Linked DNA regions of Mus musculus: region 2 is linked to region 1. The links are chromatin loops, found by intact Hi-C in ENCODE. Cell type or tissue: gastrocnemius. All regions are shown on one strand. Each heading gives the region's core, and the rest is flanking DNA. Links, peaks and the distances in the headings are about the cores only. Region 1 overlaps Thrb (thyroid hormone receptor beta). Region 2 overlaps Thrb (thyroid hormone receptor beta).

Region 1 (8,735 bases), core at 247-8,246:
ATTAGCTTCCTCCTCAGATGGCCCTTGTCTCTGTGACTGCTTTCCTCATATCACTCCTGAAGAGCATGGCACCATTAACCATATAACCTGGGTTTAAGTCAGCACCTACCTGGCTCCTCCACCTGCCTGCAACTCTGGGCCTCCGCCATGAGAGGTTCTGCCCTCTATGGACTTTGGGAATATTGCCAATCAAGGGACACAATCTGGTTTCTCTTTGTGTGAAGTATTCTGACAGAGTCTTTCGGGTAGCACATTAATCTACCCAGAAGGGAAATTCCTGCAGGAGGAGTAGAGAAATGATGTGAAGCTTGAGGAATAGTGGAATGCATAAATGGAGACCCAAGAAAGAACATGTCTGCCCCTATGTGGGGTGACCCAATAAAGAAAGAGCAGGTGAAAACTGATGAGTCAGGAAGGGAAAGGGAGCTTTGCTGGCCCCTGCCCCAGAGAGAGAGAGCTTAGGACCCGGACACACTGCAGAGGTATGCCAGAGCACAAAGCCACACCACCTGCCATACTGGCTCTAGACACATTCCAAGCTGGCAGCCTAGGCAGCAGAAGGGAGTGTGAATGGTGTAACAGACGCTGCCCATTCAGAAATTCTGGAGTTTTGGGCCCGCCATCTGTTTTAACTCATTAGTGTACAGATAAATCTAAGAACCCCTTGCCCCATGATAGCAATATATAGGGTGCTCATGCTGTTAGTAGATAGTATGGAGAATTCTGTTCTGGTTACATCCATCTTCTCAGTGAATAAAAGCAGACACTCACAGGTTCCAGCAGTAGATATGGAGATGGTAACCAGAAACTAGGAACAACTGGAGATTTGAGGAAAGAGAATGCTTATATGAAAATGACAGATAAACAGTCCACACTGAAAGATGGCTTGTGAGAAAGCCAGTGAGGAGTATATGAACGAAATGACTAAGATCTTGAAATGTAAGCTTTATGAAGAAACATGCCTTTCTCCAAAATGCCTTGTCCTCTTTCTCAAAGCAAGCTCATCTATCTATCATTGATGCTCCAAGTCCCCTGGTCCTTGGTCACAGTCTTGCCATTGACACAGCACAATTCACGTGTCCCAGATGCAACACATAGCAAGAACTGCCAAGCTAGTTGGATGGTAACCGAGTTAGCAGGAGTCAGAGTCTGTACTCACACAGGGTTTCAAAAACTAAACCAAAGACAAATCAAAACAAATCTTTTTTCTCTTCTCCTAGTGACCAAGTTTTCTTATTTGGGCAAACTTTCTGGAAAAAAGGGACCATAATCTATCCCATTTATATGAAATGACCAGCATGTTTTAGTTGCTTGGAACTGAGAACCAGGGTGAGAATAGCTGGGTGATGCAGTTGCTTTCTGAGGTAATACATTCCAAACTTGACCACTGTCCTGATCATATAAGCCTGTGTACCAAGCTCCTTTGAATTGTTGATTCTAGATGGGGAGGTAGTAGAATTCTATCTCAGTAAAGCTAAGTTTTTAAAACTTAATCACCCAAAAATCCAATGAATAAATTGTTCAAGCCTATAACTGGATTTCCTACACCTATCAAGTAAACAGAACTCACCCTCTCTTCCTTCATTCCTTTCTGTTTTTCTTTCTTTCTTTTTTTTTTTTCAAGACCGGGTCTCTCTGCATAGCCCTGGCTGTCCTGGAACTCATGCCGTACACCAAGCCTCTGACTCCCAAACTAAAGGAGTAAAGGTATTCAACACCATACCAGGCTAAAACAGCTCTCTTTAAATGCTATGAGATTTCAAAAAAAAAAAAAAAAATCCAAACAAAGAAAGTTCTAGATTCTGACACTTAAAAATTAAAAAAAACAAAAAACAAAAAACAAAAAACAAAAAAACAACTTTTTGTTTTCCAAGAACGAAAGGAAGGAAGAGGGAAAGAGACACAGAGAGAGGAAGGGAAGAAGCCACTGCCCACTCTGCACAGCCCTTTTGGAAAACTTCAGGTTGAATTCCAAATCTAACTCTGTTCCTTAAAGCTGGTTCTTTCTGGTCCTCCAAAGCTAATGTCCTGGAAGCACAGCAAGGTCTTCCTCTTTCCTAAGGGAGGCCTATGCTGAGAGAAACACCCGTCTGCTTCCATCTCCTCTCTTGGCAGCCCTGTTTGCTATGTGTTGTTTTTCCTTCTAGTTTCTGGACCCAGTTTAGGGAAGCATGCTCTCAGATGCCGCAGCTGAGATGCAGCTTGTCTGGGATGAGTACTGGTGCTCCCTAGTCATGTTCCTGGTGACTCAAGTGCCTGGGAGATCAAGCATCTAATCCAGCTTGTCTTGTTACCGGAAGAGTTCTAAGGCATGGTGTCACACCTTGTAGCAACAGGAGGGTACGCTGTCAAGACCAGCTACCCTGACAGTTACATTTTAAGCTCCTGGGACAGTTACTCACACTCGTTGGGCAATATAAAGAAGGCATCCAGAAGCTGTGTAAGCTTCTCCACTAATGGCTCTGTGACCTTGGGCAAGCCATTTCGTTTTCCATTTCCCTGTCTAAAAATAAGCTGAATCAAGCAATCTCTGGGGTTCCTTCCAACTCTGAACTGCAAAGAAGGCTTTGAGCTTGGGAGAAGTGAAAGGCTATCACCCCAGAGTGACCTAGGTTTGCTAGAGTCATCTCCATCTACTTCTTTGGCCTCCAAAGGCCTGAGTTGCCTCCTGTTCAATAAAACAATGGGCTTACTGCCAGCCTAGGTCCAACCTCTAGAGTGCTGCACTCAGAACCACCATGGGCTCTCTGTGGTTGGACCAACCCCCACTCAAGATATGCAGGAGCCTGGTGGCCCTGCATAGGACAGGTACAATTATCTGTGTGATTCAGAGCTCAAAGCTGCTCTGACCTTCCAGTGAGGGTCTCCATTATAGCCAAGGTGCACTTAGGGTAGCTTGTCTAGTTGAACTGTTAGCTGCCAGAGAACCCGGGCTGGAAATCAGCTTTCTTGTTTGTTCCTTCCCTTCCTCCCTTCTCATTCCCCTAAGTTTATTTTGGTTTGGAAGTCCAGCTTACCCAGGGGAATGCAGACCTTTCTTCCTTTTCCTGTGTCTGTGCCTCAGCTTGGCTTGGCCCACCTACCCCAGCTCTCAGGCGTCACTAGCGTGGCTAGCTTCCCTTTTAGAATTTTCCCTTGTGCCCCAAGGTTTACAGGGTCCAGCCTTGGCCCCAGCTCTTCCTCTCCCTCTGCTCTGCTCAGAGGTACCAATCTCCAGCCCAGTGTGATCCAATGAGCACAAAGAAAGCATTCTGATTCATGGAACCAATGTAAGATTCTGACTCACTGCCCAAGGCTTTGGACAGATCTGCTGGCATGGGGGAATGTTGCTAGACCCAAGTTAATATGCTTAATGGATCATCAGCCTTGACCTACAGGATTACTAGGTGTCTCTGTTAAATGCATTCTTCTGGTTTCTGTAATGCAGCTACAGATACCAGGGTCCTCTGTACACCTGACAGTCCTCCCTACGGCTACCAAATAGCCTCATATACCCCTTTAAAACTCAAATACCTCACAGAACCTACTCATGACTGAACCCTCTCCTTCATCTGCAGTGGGAGAGTCAGCCCTTTTCCTATACTCCAAACCGTCTCCTCCATATGGGGTCTCTTCCAAGGACCTCTTCCCAGGATCTCTTCCTCCCTCCTCTTTAAAGGAAAATTATATATATATAATGAAAGAATATGTGTGAGTATATGAATGATGAATATATATTATAAACATATAATTTTCTCTTTAAAAGTATGTATGTGTGAATAGACACGCATGTATACATATCATCCTTTTCACTGTCTCTTAAAACCCTCCAAGTGAGTCTTCCATTAGGGTTTACTTTGTTTGGATGCTTTTAAAGTTCATCTCTTACTGAACTTTCATTTGCTTCACGATGACATTTGCACACATGCATGTGCTGTGCTTTGACAGGGTTTACCCTCCCTCGTGCCCTATTCTGTGCCTTCCCTTCTCCTGTTTTCTCTGTGACCCTTCCACAATGCTGGTACTCTTACTCATTTTTCTTCCATATCTGAAGGAAAACACTTGTCTTTGTGTGGTTGGTATGTTCCTACAACATGATGGTCTCTTGTTCCTGCTATCCTGCAAACAACATGATTTTATTCTTCATAGCAGAGTAGAAGTCCACTGTAAATTTCAAAACACATCTCCTGCATCAGACCCCCAGCTTCCACTCCCCACCCCACCCCAACATGTCTGTCTCCTCATCCCCCACTGACTCTGACATGATCCATCCAACAACCAAGTAACACTTGTTAAAGTCATGGAGGCCCTGTGACCATCTTCTGACTTCTTACCAGAGTCAATACCCAAGTCACTCCTTCCTGTCACAAGCACCTCCCCTAGCGTCTGTGCTTTAAATCCTTAGGCCCCAGTACTCTGTTCCCCTAGACACGTCCATGCACATATGTCCTTCCTTAGCAGCTCACTTTTTCTTTTCTTCCCTTTTACTAAGCATAGGTTTTCTCATACAGTATACTCTGATTACAGTTTCCCTTTCCTCTGCTCCTTCCAGGTCCTCCCCACCTTCCCTTCCATCTAGGTGTACTCCCTGAGCTCTGGGAAGAGAGATTGGATGTCCACATTCAATTTAGATGTCCTTGGAGGTTAGAAAGTGGTATCAGATACCCTGGAGCTGGTCCTGGAGGCAGTTGGGAGCCACCTGGTGGCACTGGGAACCAACTTCAGTCCTCTGCAAGATCAGAATGCACGCTCAACCACTGAGCCAGCCTCCAGAGTGACTTCTGAAGGTTAGATGTAATCATTCTTACTTCTTTTGCACATACCTTCAACTTACCCATAAATATAAAATCCTGCCTTGTGCAGCAAGTGGATCATGCTGTTATTGTTCCATGGAGACTCACACCTATCATGGAATGCTTTCTGCCTCCCCTGAGAGGCCTTAATACCCCCAGCTGCAAGGCAGTCAGGCAGCCAGGCAGCCAGGTAGCCAGGTACTCACAGCCTGTGTCTGAGAGTCCCTACCTGGCCTTGCTCTGATGTGCTGCAGCAGCCCAGCTCCTCGGAGGCCACAGCCTCTGATTATCAGACCAGCACTTTGTGGTCCAGGCTCCCTGTGTCATAGAGTCTAGGCTTGGGACTTACCTTCTTAGACTTTCTGCCCAGGCTGCTCATACCTGCCCTTCAATCTCATCCTGATCTTGGCCCTTGGGGACTCACACCCCACTCACCACTTCTCGTCAAATCCCACATCTTGGTATTTGCTCTACAGCACTTAACATAACTGTAATTCTACATTGACAAGCAAATTAGTTTGATTGGTGTCTGGTCTTTTCTGTAAGTATAGATAATGTATTACTTTTCTTTTACCCTACACATCTAGTTCCTAGCACACAATAATTGATCAGTAGCCCTACAAAAAGAGTTCACTGCTGTGTTACCTTTCTTGGGGAGTCTATTATACACAGGCCATGCGGCAAATAGCAGAAGACTAAAGTAATTATTGCATCCAACTCCAGCGTGGTGAGCCAGTGATTTTACTGGAGTCACTTACAGAACCATGGATAAGGGTTACCTCCATGAGCATGCATGAGAAGAATCCTACAGTAATGAGGGTTACTCCAGGAGAGTGGGAGGAGTTAGTTATCTATCTACTCAGTTAGAACATGAGTGATAAGAGGGAAGTTACCCGTGGGGGTAGAGCAGGAATAAGAGTCACCTCCAGAATAGGGAGAGTTATCAGTGTGGGGGAGGATGTTTTAGTGCCTGCATCACAGAAAGGCCCACATGAGTGACAGCTCACAAAAGCTTTATCATTGTGACTCTTCCACCAGACAGCTTCCTCTTCCCTAGCACCTGTGGTGTCACCTCAAGGAAGGGCATCTGGGTCTATTTTGTAAGTCTCATGAGCCCACCCTTCTCCCGCAAGAAGGAGTGCTTCAATCCAGGGGAAACGACTATACAAAACAGGCATAAAGAGAGAGAGAAGGGCGTAATGGAAGGATGTGGTTATGGCGCACTTGATCTAAGATAATGTACTTCAGCTCAAGTACAAGATTTACTGATTGAATGAACATAATGCACATTTTCCCATTAAAAAAGAACGAGAGAGATTTAAGGATTTAATCACATGAATCAGTTAAAGTATTTTATCCTCAGAAAACAAAACAAAACAAAAAATAATAAAGATGTGTTTACTTTATACCATATCCCTGGACTCTATTTCTATAGGAATATTATAATGATGATAAAACCAAGTGTGATGTGTGTTTCCTGAGAGCACAAGTGCTTCTGAAATCCAGACTGGTGGCTTGTGCTTCGTTCTGTGGTTAGGGAGGAAACCCAAGGGGACACCTGCTTATGGAGGACTCAGCCTTCCTCTTCCACATGACTACTGTCATTAGCATCCCCTCCCATCCCCAGGAACTCAGCTATTGATCAAAGGAGAATCAAGGTAATGCATGTGCCAGTTGTGTTTGGAACAAAGTCTTTGTTTGGACACACAGGCATGCCAACTCTCCCTAGAAAGAAATGTCTTAGTGCATTCAGTCAGCTCCAAAGAACTGAGCCCTTTCCAAGGAGAAAAGAGTAGAAAGAAAAGGAGGGAAAGAAAGGAGAGGGTAGAAGGAAGTCAGTCAGATAGACAGACAGACAGGCGTAACCTTGATAAGCAGACCTGTAGTGCTACAAGCCTCCCCTACATTCTAGCATGCTGGGACACACATGTTGCCTCTCAGGCGCTGATGCTCAACAGTCCCTGGAAGGACTCGTTGTTACTTCCCTGATTCTAAACATGGACAGGTCCTCTTCTGGGAGAGTCTTCAGGGATAGCAGTATATTATCAAGCACATCTTCATCCTTGTGAAGGTACATTTGATTTTTAGCAAGAATCCAAATGCCGTGAAGAACCAAATCTAGTAAATGCACTCAGGATTCAAACAAAGTTTAAATCAAGATGACCCACTCTCTGACGTGGTGAGAAAAAGAAGCGACTTTGAGAGCAGACCATCTGGTTCTTCAAGAAGAGTTCCAGGAACGTGTGAAGAAATGGAAAATATCCCCAGCTTCCTAGGATGGCAGGGCTTGCACATTCTGCTGTGTTTGTTTAAAAACCCAGTCTCTTTTCTTTAGAGATTTGAGCTGGCCATCCACTAAACCAGCTTAGGCTGGCAGGGTGTGTTTGATTTGGCCAATGTAGTGGTTTTATTTTAAAACTGAATTAGAATTTTAAAACCAGGAGATTCCAAGTACAAATTTGTATTTCTGGTCTCCTCTGGAAAATCTGAAGCCCCAGTAAAACTGCTTCCCAGGCCTGTCCAGTTCCTGGAACTGTTTCTGCTCCTCCATGGAGGAGACATTGAGACCAGCTCAAGTCCTTTTTACTGTTTACTACTGTCAGCTCTAAAGTGGCCTTCCAGGTTCTACTCACTCCCTCACAGCTTGCTGGCTCTCTTTGACATCTGCATCAGAATGCAGCACTGCAGGTGTCTACTGAATGGATGGATGTGATCTAGCATGGGTGCCTGTTTGATGGGTGAATGTCTAGCCTCTGGCTCCCACAGGCATGCATGGCCTCTTGAGTCACACTGAGCAGGAAAGATATCTATGTATTCCTGTTTCCATACAACTAATGCAGTGTGTGTTTCTCCCCTCCCCCACATTACCTTGTACCACTGCCATGCTGTTGCATTGTTTTCACAGCAGTCTGGGAAAGCATCCATTCTTCCTCAAGCTTCCCACCTTTGTATGTACTTCTTTGCACTTTATTCATTTATTCTTCTCATCTTACTAAAATAGATTAAAGTTTTGGAGTAAAAAACATCGCCACCAGTCATTTAGCCACCTAGGTCCCCTTCCCTGATAGCAAACATGGTCTCTGGCCTGTCTATACCAAAATACTCCTTGCATAAATGTCTGTGTCCTTCAGTCTCTGTGTGCCTGGGTGTCACATACCCTGTACACTGCTGTGTGCTTAATTGACAAGGTTTCCTAGTAGTTATTCCATGTCTCAAAGTGTTTCCTTGTTTTTAATATTCAAAGTGTCCCATTGGATGAGTGTTCTGTGGGTTATTTACATAGTGACTGATGGCAGATGTTTAAATTTTACAAATTGACTTGTACTGGGATCCTCAGTGATGTGGAAGTTCACAAGAATTGAGATTGCAGGTGGGCTTCTGTGTTGTATGACATAGTAAAAGTTCTTCACTACTTTCAGGCAAGGAGAGGGACCCCTTGGCTTTCCCTTATAGCTTCTATTGATGTGCTTCAATTTTCCTCAACTTGACATTTAGCCAGAGGTAGAATACGAGCTGTGGATCCAACTATAGGGTATTTTCCCCTAGATGGTTTACTCTTTATCTCATCTCCATGAATTGATAGAACCCAGGTCTTAGCACACTGCGAATCTCTACATATTAAATTCTCAGGTAGGCTGCCCATTTTGTACATTGGCACCAGTGTCTGAACATCTATAATGGTCCATCAATCTGCTACCTTCTCACAGCAGCAATAGATGCTGTTTTAATGGTACAGGCATTGTGCTGTGTCCCACTAGCTTACAGGTGAACTTTGTTCCTTCTTCCAGTGTTCTCGAAGTTAATATTGTGTCAAGATGACCTTCATATAACCTCGTTCAGACTGCCAAGCCATCATGACCAAGCAGTGGGCCTCATTCAAATCCATTTTTTCATCACACAAGGAAATCAATACCTTTCTCTCAGCAGACTCTGCTAAGCACTGCCAGTTTAGCATTTCCCCAT
Region 2 (8,735 bases), core at 385-8,384, 160 kb before region 1:
TTGATGGGTGGATGCATTTTTGTTCACCTATCAGAGAAAGGAGGCTAACAGAAAATTTTAACTATCAGGTAAATATATCAATATTTGACTATTTCTGCCTTTTAGGTAAAGATTCATTAAAAATTACATCAGCAAAGCATAGAATTAAATTTACAAGAAAAATATTTTTCAAAAATCTTCCTTGGGTTTCTGCATTTGTGTTAAAGACAATTGTATCTTTTATCATGTAAAACGATGTAACTTTTAGGGTGGAATCTGGCTGGCACGATAACTGACTTATGAATCCAATATTTTTTATCGTATCTGTGAGTTATAGGCTGAAAGGGAAGGATAAAGCAATTTTTTATCACAACAAATTTCACCAAAAATGGGAATGAGAGAAATTTCTGGGTCCATAAATATCTTTTACCTGTAGACAGAAGCCAGTTCTGGGGAAAAGGTGGTTAGAAAGAGATTCTCCTGGGTTTAAGGGTATCAGCTTCTCAGAACTGGGTTCCGACCATGGGTAGTGAGTACGCATGCTGAGTATGATCTGTTTATATCAGTGTTCTAAAGACTGAAATTAGCTCTTTAATCCCTGCATAAGTTGGAGTGTATTTGAGATTATCGTTCTAAAAATGTCACACTAAATAAATAACATTTTCAAATAATGAAGAAAACTGTGACGTTTCGTCTGGTTTCTGGCCTTGAAAATATGCACGTGAGTGAGTGAAAGGGGGAGATGCTTCTTATCAGAACGGCAATCTGCAGACCCAGGAGCCTCCCATAACCTTTCTTTGGATCATTAGAGTGTTGAATATGCAATCAGGCAATCAGTAGAGTTTTCAGAGCCAGACACAGCCACAGTCTTGGAGGACATTTCTGTGGACATGGAGAAGGCCATGGAAATGCCCATGCTCCCACCAGAGGACACAGCTATCATAACTGGGTACTTATAGCTATTGGACTTGACTTCCTTCCTGTGGACAGTGCCTAATATTCACTGCCAAAGTTTGTTTCCTTTGAGCCCAGTTTATCTGAAGTGGCCAAGATCCACAAGCTGACCTTTACTTTCTTCAGATGTGTTAATATCATGGATTAAGCTCAGTTCAGTGGCTAGTCCAGCAGACCTAAGACTGTTAACACCATCAGCTCAATGCCTGAAGGAGAGTCTTACTAACTCTATCTGCACATTAACATTTGGAGACTGGGGGCACCTCACAGTTGCTCTATTTATCAAGAGATTAAAACTTAGACGTGATCACCACTGTTCTTGACTGCATGCCCATGATTGTCTGTACTATTCAGTGAGAAAGTCACACTCTCCTTTTCCTAATGATCTTAAATTGATTTCTTTTCTGCCTTACAATTGTTGATGTGTATGATCTTAACAATATAAAACTATTATAGGGACAGTAAAAGATATAGGCCTGGGAAGATGGCTCCAGTGTAAAGACCTGAGTATGTGTCCCTAGCATCCATCTTAAGGGCTCTGCAGAGCACACCTGTAACCTGATCCTGCAGAGCACACCTGTAACCTGATCCTGGGCAAGACAGAGACAGGAGGCTCCCTGGAGCTCACTGACTAATCTACCCTGTTACCTGTCTTTTACTACTTTGTGGGTTCTGCTTTACTCTGCCTCTACTGACCTTAGGAAAACCTTAGGTTCACCTTTAACCATTGAGCACCTGTCAACTCCTCGGTAGCTGACATAACCTTTTCATGTTTATGATTACCATTTGAAAGCTTGCATTTTGCTACTAATGAAGAACACTGCCAGGCAGTTTTTTTTTTTTCCATTTTTTATTAGGTATTTAACTCATTTACATTTCCAATGCTATACCAAAAGTCCCCCATATCCACCCACCCCCACTCCCCTGCCCACCCACTCCCCCTTTTTGGCCCTGGAATTCCCCTGTACTGGGGCATATAAAGTTTGCAAGTCCAATGGGCCTCTCTTTCCAGTGATGGCCGACTAGGCCATCTTTTGATATATATGCAGCTAGAGTCAAGAGCTCCGGGGTACTGGTTAGCTCATAATGTTGTTCCACCTATAGGGTTGCAGATCCCTTTAGCTCCTTGGCTACTTTCTCTAGCTCCTCCATTGGGAGCCCTATGATCCATCCATTAGCTGACTGTGAGCATCCACTTCTGTGTTTGCTGGGCCCCGGCATAGTCTCACAAGAGACAGCTACATCTGCGTCCTTTCAATAAAATCTTGCTAGTGTATGCAATGGTGTCAGCGTTTGGATGCTGATTATGGGGTGGATCCCTGGCTATGGCAGTCTCTACATGGTCCATCCTTTCATCTCAGCTCCAAACTCCGTCTCTGTAACTCCTTCCATGGGTGTTTTGTTCCCAAATCTAAGGAGGGGCATAGTGTCCACACTTCAGTCTTCATTCTCCTTGAGTTTCATGTGTTTAGCAAATTATATCTTATATCTTGGGTATCCTAGGTTTGGGGCTAATATCCACTTATCAGTGAATACATATTGTGTGAGTTTCTTTGTGAATGTGTTACCTCACTCAGGATGATGCCCTCCAGGTCCATCCATTTGGCTAGGAATTTCATAAATTCATTCTTTTTAATAGCTGAGTAGTACTCCATTGTGTAGATGTACCACATTTTCTGTATCCATTCCTCTGTTGAGGGGCATCTAGGTTCTTTCCAGCTTCTGGCTATTATAAATAAGGCTGCTATGAACATAGTGGAGCATGTGTCCTTCTTACCTGTTGGGGCATCTTCTGGATATATGCCCAGGAGAGGTATTGCTGGATCCTCCGGTAGTACTATGTCCAGTTTTCTGAGGAACCGCCAGACTGATTTCCAGAGTGGTTGTACAAGCCTGCACTCCCACCAACAATGGAGGAGTGTTCCTCTTTCTCCACATCCTCGCCAGCATCTGCTGTCACCTGAATTTTTGATCTTAGCCATTCTGACTGGTGTGAGGTGGAATCTCAGGGTTGTTTTGATTTGCATTTCCCTGATGATTAAGGATGTTGAACATTTTTTCAAGTGCTTCTCTGCCATTCGGTATTCCTCAGGTGAGAATTCTTTGTTCAGTTCTGAGCCCCATTTTTTAATGGGGTTATTTGATTTTCTGAAGTCCACCTTCTTGAGTTCTTTATATATGTTGGATATTAGTCCCCTATCTGATTTAGGATAGGTAAAGATCCTTTCCCAATCTGTTGGTGGTCTTTTTGTCTTATTGACGGTGTCTTTTGCCTTGCAGAAACTTTGGAGTTTCATTAGGTCCCATTTGTCGATTCTCAATCTTACAGCACAAGTGCCAGGCAGTTTTGAAATGACAGATTTCATTTTACTGAAAAATCAGTCAGCCAAAAACCAAGTCTGCATAAGAACACTGTCAGGGGAAAGTGATGTTCAGTGAAGAAAGCAGCCAGGACAGCTGGCACTCCAGCCACACCAGTGCCCTCCAGACCTCTGTCCCTCTTCCATCAGCACCAGCAGTGTATGTGGATCCTTGCCCCAAGGTACTCTGAGCATCACTAAGCCAGTGTTCTGGAGTAGAGCTTTCAATAAAATGACTTCATCAAGGATATTCTTGGTAAACTAGCTAGTTTTCCTCACTGCAATAATGTGGTATAAAAAGTTCAAGATACAATCTTTCTAGTGCATGCCCAAGTCTTACTCAAAACCATAGTACCATAGTAAAAAAGGAAGATAAGGTCAATTTTAGTCTCCTTAATCTCCTAGAGGAGCCTTTGGGGGTCCTGGAGACCTCCCACCATGCTTTGAGCTGAATCCAGGTTTGACAAGTGCTGGCATGTCACCTATTACGCCTCTTTTTTTTTTTTTTTTTTGAGTACTAGCTTCTGGGAATATATGGATCATTGCTCTGGAGACTGGCTTTTGTGTACTAGTTGTTTTTTTCCAGTAAGTGGGTTTGCATTTCTTTCATGTATGTAACCACTCACTACATTATCTCCTGTTTTAATTTTTAAAACATTACATCAAAAACTGGAGAGAGGTCTCAGCAGTTGAAACTGTGCTGTGCTCCAGCTGAAGAGTGGAGTTTTGCTTCTGGCACCAACATCCTCCAGCTCATCCACATGTAACTCCAGCTCTATAGTATCTGACGTCACCTTCTGGACTTCCTGGGGACTGCATGCATATGTACAGGCCTATACGTTCACACACACACACAAAATTCCCATGATTATAAAAATAAAAATTTACAGCAATATTACTATCCTATATAATTACTTTTACCAAGATCTTCCTTACTCAGCACGATGCCATTACATCTTCTAGAAAGGTCTGTTATGCTCTTTATAGATCTAGCTCCTACATCATAACTGCTAGATGACACTGGAGTCTTTGTTCTAGAATTAATATACATCTGTGTGCATTCTGAATTTTCACTGTTGTAACTATTTCCTTAAAGAAGGTCACTCCGAGTTCTAAGTTTTCTTCTCCCAATTTTCTTTGATGTGGCTTTCCAACTTTACATCTTGGTGTGGTTCTAACCTCTCGCTCACTCTCACTCCCTTTCTGGGAAAGGTTTGAACATATGCACCAAAATCTTCAAAGACAGAAAAATTTTGGTCAGGAAGTTCTGTTTCTGAGAGTTATCATATAGGTTCTTTGGACATCAGGAATGAATACAAAAATCAGTGTATAGTTGTATCCTGTGTGTCACTGTGCATAGAAGCAGAACCTGGAGATAGCAGCCTCTTAGGCCTTGCTGCTTGTGGCAGTTTTGTTCACACACTGAGGGAGAAACCAGGCTCTTCGTGCATACTAGGGAAGTGCTTTTTCGCAAGCCAAGCCACAGCAGCAGCGCTTTATAATTTACTTTGACATGGGGTCTTCTTAGTTGTTCACCCTGGCCTTAACCTAACTCTACAGAGTTTCAAACTCTGGCATCACTTAAACAGAAAATTATCAGCGTAAGTTATGATATCTTTTCATAAATAACTAGTTATTTTGTATCCTATTAAATTATACATTTTATACCACTATACTTATCAAAATGGGTGATAAAAATGTAGGCGATTTTTATTTTCTTTAAATATTTTTTCTTGTCTACTTTAATAAAGAAAGATGTGTTGGTACAAAAAAATGGAGGAAAAGTTAGAGGATATAATTCGAAATTTCATCTCAAATTAAATGTCGGGATAGGCCAATACAGAAGATCAGCTAAGGAATTTGACACAGGAGTCATGGGGAAGCTCAGTCTGGCCTCCAGATGTGATTCAGTGGGGCCTGGGGCTGTAACACATTGACCTCACAGGGTAAGTAGCTTTAAAGTACACACAGCAGCTGATTGATCTGAGGTCTGCAACGACAGAAAATAGTCCTACAGTTCTGAATAGGCAGTCAGAGCAGGCAGCAGACCAGCCACAGCTGGATAGTTCTGATGGAGCCCCATTCTCTCTCAGCAGTCTCCTTGACCATATGCCATGTATAAAGACACACTTTTGCCCAAATACCTTGCCCAGAGTTTTTCTTTCCTCAGCTTTCCTCTTCAAACTCTGCTTTCTTCTCTCTTGCTCTGGGCTTTGGCAGGCAGACCTGAGCAAAAAGTCAAAGCCTGCATGGCAGGTAGCTAAGCTGTGCAAACCCAGCTTCACTCTTTCCTCCTCAAGCTATCAATGGGCCATTTCCTCTAGGAAGCAGAGGTACTTAGATTTGTGTGTCATGCTGTTATGTGAGTCTGCACTCCAGAATTTCTGGTTCTAGCTGGCTGGCATGGGCCTGAAAAACCACATTTGAAAAAAGTTCTCAATTGGTGCAGAAGTTTCTAGTCCCTGGGCCACACCACCAGCAAATTAGTGTGATCAGAGAGAGCCAGCCAGCACAAGGGGTCAAGGAATACTGCAGTTTACTGGAATTTGGAAATTGAATGATGCTGTCTTTAAGACCGCCTGTCTCTTGGCAGGAAGTTAGGTGGCAGAGGGGACAGGCCTGACAGCATTGGTACAAAAACAAAAAAGTCTTTCTAATAGTAGTGATAGTTACAATGACTGTAGCACTATAGCAATTGTGATGGTTAATAATGAAACCAGTAAATAACCAAGGACTGTTTCACCTTCTATGTCATGACAAAATTCATGAACATGGTCATGAAAGAAAAGAATCAAGACTTGGGGTTCAGCACAGGGGAGATGGTTCACTGGCCAAAGTGATTAGCCCACAAGTGTGAAGACCAGAGTTCAGATCTCTAGAAACCCACATAAACACTGGATGGGTGTGGCAGCTGGCCTGCATCTCCAGCCCATAAAGATGGAGAGATGGAATCCCTGAGCAAGCTGGATAACAAGACTAGCCATAGAGTAGGCTATGAGCAAAATGGAGAGAAGTAAAAGGAAAAGTGGTAGTTAGAATGGTTATAACTGACAACCTTGGGAACACACACACACACACACACACACACACACACACACACAAATAATAATAAGAGAGAGAAAAAAACAGAAAAGATGAGAACAGATGCAACAGAGCCACAGAAAGCCATGAGTTTGGAAGATGTCTCTTCAATGTTACATTTGCAGTTCCTGTCACAGACCTTACAACTCAGCGAGAGTTGCTCCCTTCTCTCCTGTGGGTATTATTTGTCTTTGGCTAATAGTTTCAGTGTAGTCATTTTTATAGCCCTGTATATTATCAAATGGGTTTTTATTGCTCAATCTATTTACTCCCTTTCTCAACCTATTGCATTCATCCTGCCTTTAGAGGCCAAGTGTAAACTGAAATGTAGATAAAAGAGATGGTGCTTTTTTTTTTTTTTCTAAAAATCCCATTTGTGTTTTTCCTTCTCGTGTTAAGTTATGAATTCAGTAATTGGTAGTTAATTAGATATAAGTGCTGTGCTCCCAGACATCCTGGGTTATTCATGTCTCTGCATACATCTTCATCTGCCCTTCATTTTTCAAACACCAGACCTATAATTATGCCAGAAGCCATCTAAGCCAGAGAATATTTTGCATTTCCTTATTGCTACCTACAGAGATTAAGGTTGCAGAAAATGTTGGACTTGAAAAACAAATTTTAACCCCATTTTTGTGGACAACTCAGTAAGACAAAATTAGAGGTATCTGAATCACAGATTTCAAAATTTATTGAAACACGTCTAAATCATGTAAGCTGTCTGTTGGCTCGAGTGCTGACCTTGCAGATCACATAGATCTAAGATTTAAAATGAAGATGGCCTTGTTTGCACAGGCCTGACGCCTATCCTCACTTCTCTGCCAAGTTTTTGCCTGTGTAGCATGCTTCTGTCTATGTACCAAACTCTTCTGCTACTGCCCTGAGTATTTGTCATAAGCTTCTAGAGTGTTCCTTTATATCTCCGTTGCATGTTGCTTTAGGGTCAGTGTTCCTGCACAGATTCATTGGCAGACTAACTCCGTACATGTGCCTGGGGTAGGAAGACAGATACATTTTGTTTTGTATGAAAAAAAAAATCTTGGCTCAAGGATTGTGTTGAAAACGCCTGTCTTTGTTTACAGCCAAGTGTTAATCTTTCTAAAAATGTTCCTCACCCTGAAGGACAGCCAAAAGGCAGTACCCTATTAGAACCTTGGGTTCAGATTGCAAATGTGTTTGGCTAGCTCTCTGTTGAGGTTCAAATTTGCTTGGAATTATTTTAAATATTTGTGTGGAAGTGCTGATATTTACTAGCTCGCTGCTGATAAGCACCCACTAATGAATACCTTGGCTGACGGCTCTTAGTTCTCGGGCTCCTGTAAGCACCAAGCAAATGTAATTTGTTCCAGTGAAGGACTTTGTCCCAGAAGCTGTCTGCCTTAGGACTAGAAAGGAATTGAGGCTGATTTTTAGATTCACATTTGGTTCTTTCAGTAGAAGAACTGGAAAGTTCTTGGGAAGTAACTCACATACTATGCTCCCTCAATCTTTTTCCTTTTGTAGTTTCTGTTTCCAGATGACTTTTGTTTAAACTGGAGACACGCTGGGTGATACAGGGAAGTGCCCATGTAGGAATGGGGCTGCCTGGGACTGTCATATTTAGCTCATGCTCTGGACAAGTTGAGTGATTTCTCTAATGCTGGTGCAATGAATGTGGAAGTGAAAAGCACGGTCATTTGTAAACCATTTTCCAGCTAGAAGAATGTGTGGGTGTGAAGCTCTGTCACAAGATGCTAGGCTAGCATCACACAGACTCTCTCCCAACCCCTTTGCCTGCCAGTTTTGCTCTCTGCATGTTTCAAGCTCAATGTTGACAAAATGTTATGTTTATTTAGAAGTCATTTTTAACAATCAAGGTTTGAGTTGCCCATCCTTTCCTTCTTCCATGTTTCTTTGCCCCACTCCAATCTACTTTTTGAAAAATAAGGGTTAATTATTCATATTTATCACACACTATTTTTTTAGTCAATTCTTCTATGCATTCCAATATAAGCAGCTATCATAAAAAATACCCTTGGCTCTGTTGATTTTTTTTCTGGAGAAACTACTGTGATTTACAGCACCTTGGACACTCGAGGGGGCAATTCTTTGGTCTGTTCTACCAGTAGAAAAATTATTATCTGTATGTTATTGGAACTGGCCTTATCAGCAGTGATTTTGTAAAACCTGGTGGGTTAAGCTCCCCTTAGAACAATGCTCCCCACCCACCATCCAGGACTGTGTGAGGTCAATTCTTTATAAAACAGACTTGCAAAGGGGCTGTAATTATGCATGTGTGAAAGGGTCCTCTCTACCGCAGATGTGAATACTGCCAAGGAGACTACAAGGACTATGTATGTGTTTCTATGGCTTAGGTCTTAT

Evidence for each region. Hi-C counts contacts between places; a loop is a spot of excess contacts. Peaks named below come from ENCODE experiments on the same cell type or tissue, not always from the same donor. Only the 100,000 strongest peaks of a DNase experiment are listed, where the experiment ranks them.
Region 2: it touches region 1 in a loop (2.3-fold over the local background); 4 of 42 quality-filtered maps call a loop at or near these places.

The regions. Positions count from the first base shown.
Region 1 is chr14:17,900,076-17,908,810 of GRCm38, forward strand. The region is part of intron 2 of Thrb (thyroid hormone receptor beta); the gene reads left to right. Among named protein-coding and RNA genes, the nearest start is that of Thrb, 240 kb to the left of the region's middle. In gastrocnemius, for the core only: a CTCF peak has its summit at 4,692; DNase peaks (open chromatin) are centred at 530 and 4,675; H3K27ac peaks cover 2,467 bases.
Region 2 is chr14:17,735,863-17,744,597 of GRCm38, forward strand. All of the region lies in intron 1 of Thrb (thyroid hormone receptor beta), which reads left to right. Among named protein-coding and RNA genes, the nearest start is that of Thrb, 79 kb to the left of the region's middle. In gastrocnemius, for the core only: no CTCF peak of the experiment used is centred there; DNase peaks (open chromatin) are centred at 3,410 and 3,739; H3K4me3 peaks cover 1,103 bases; H3K27ac peaks cover 2,473 bases.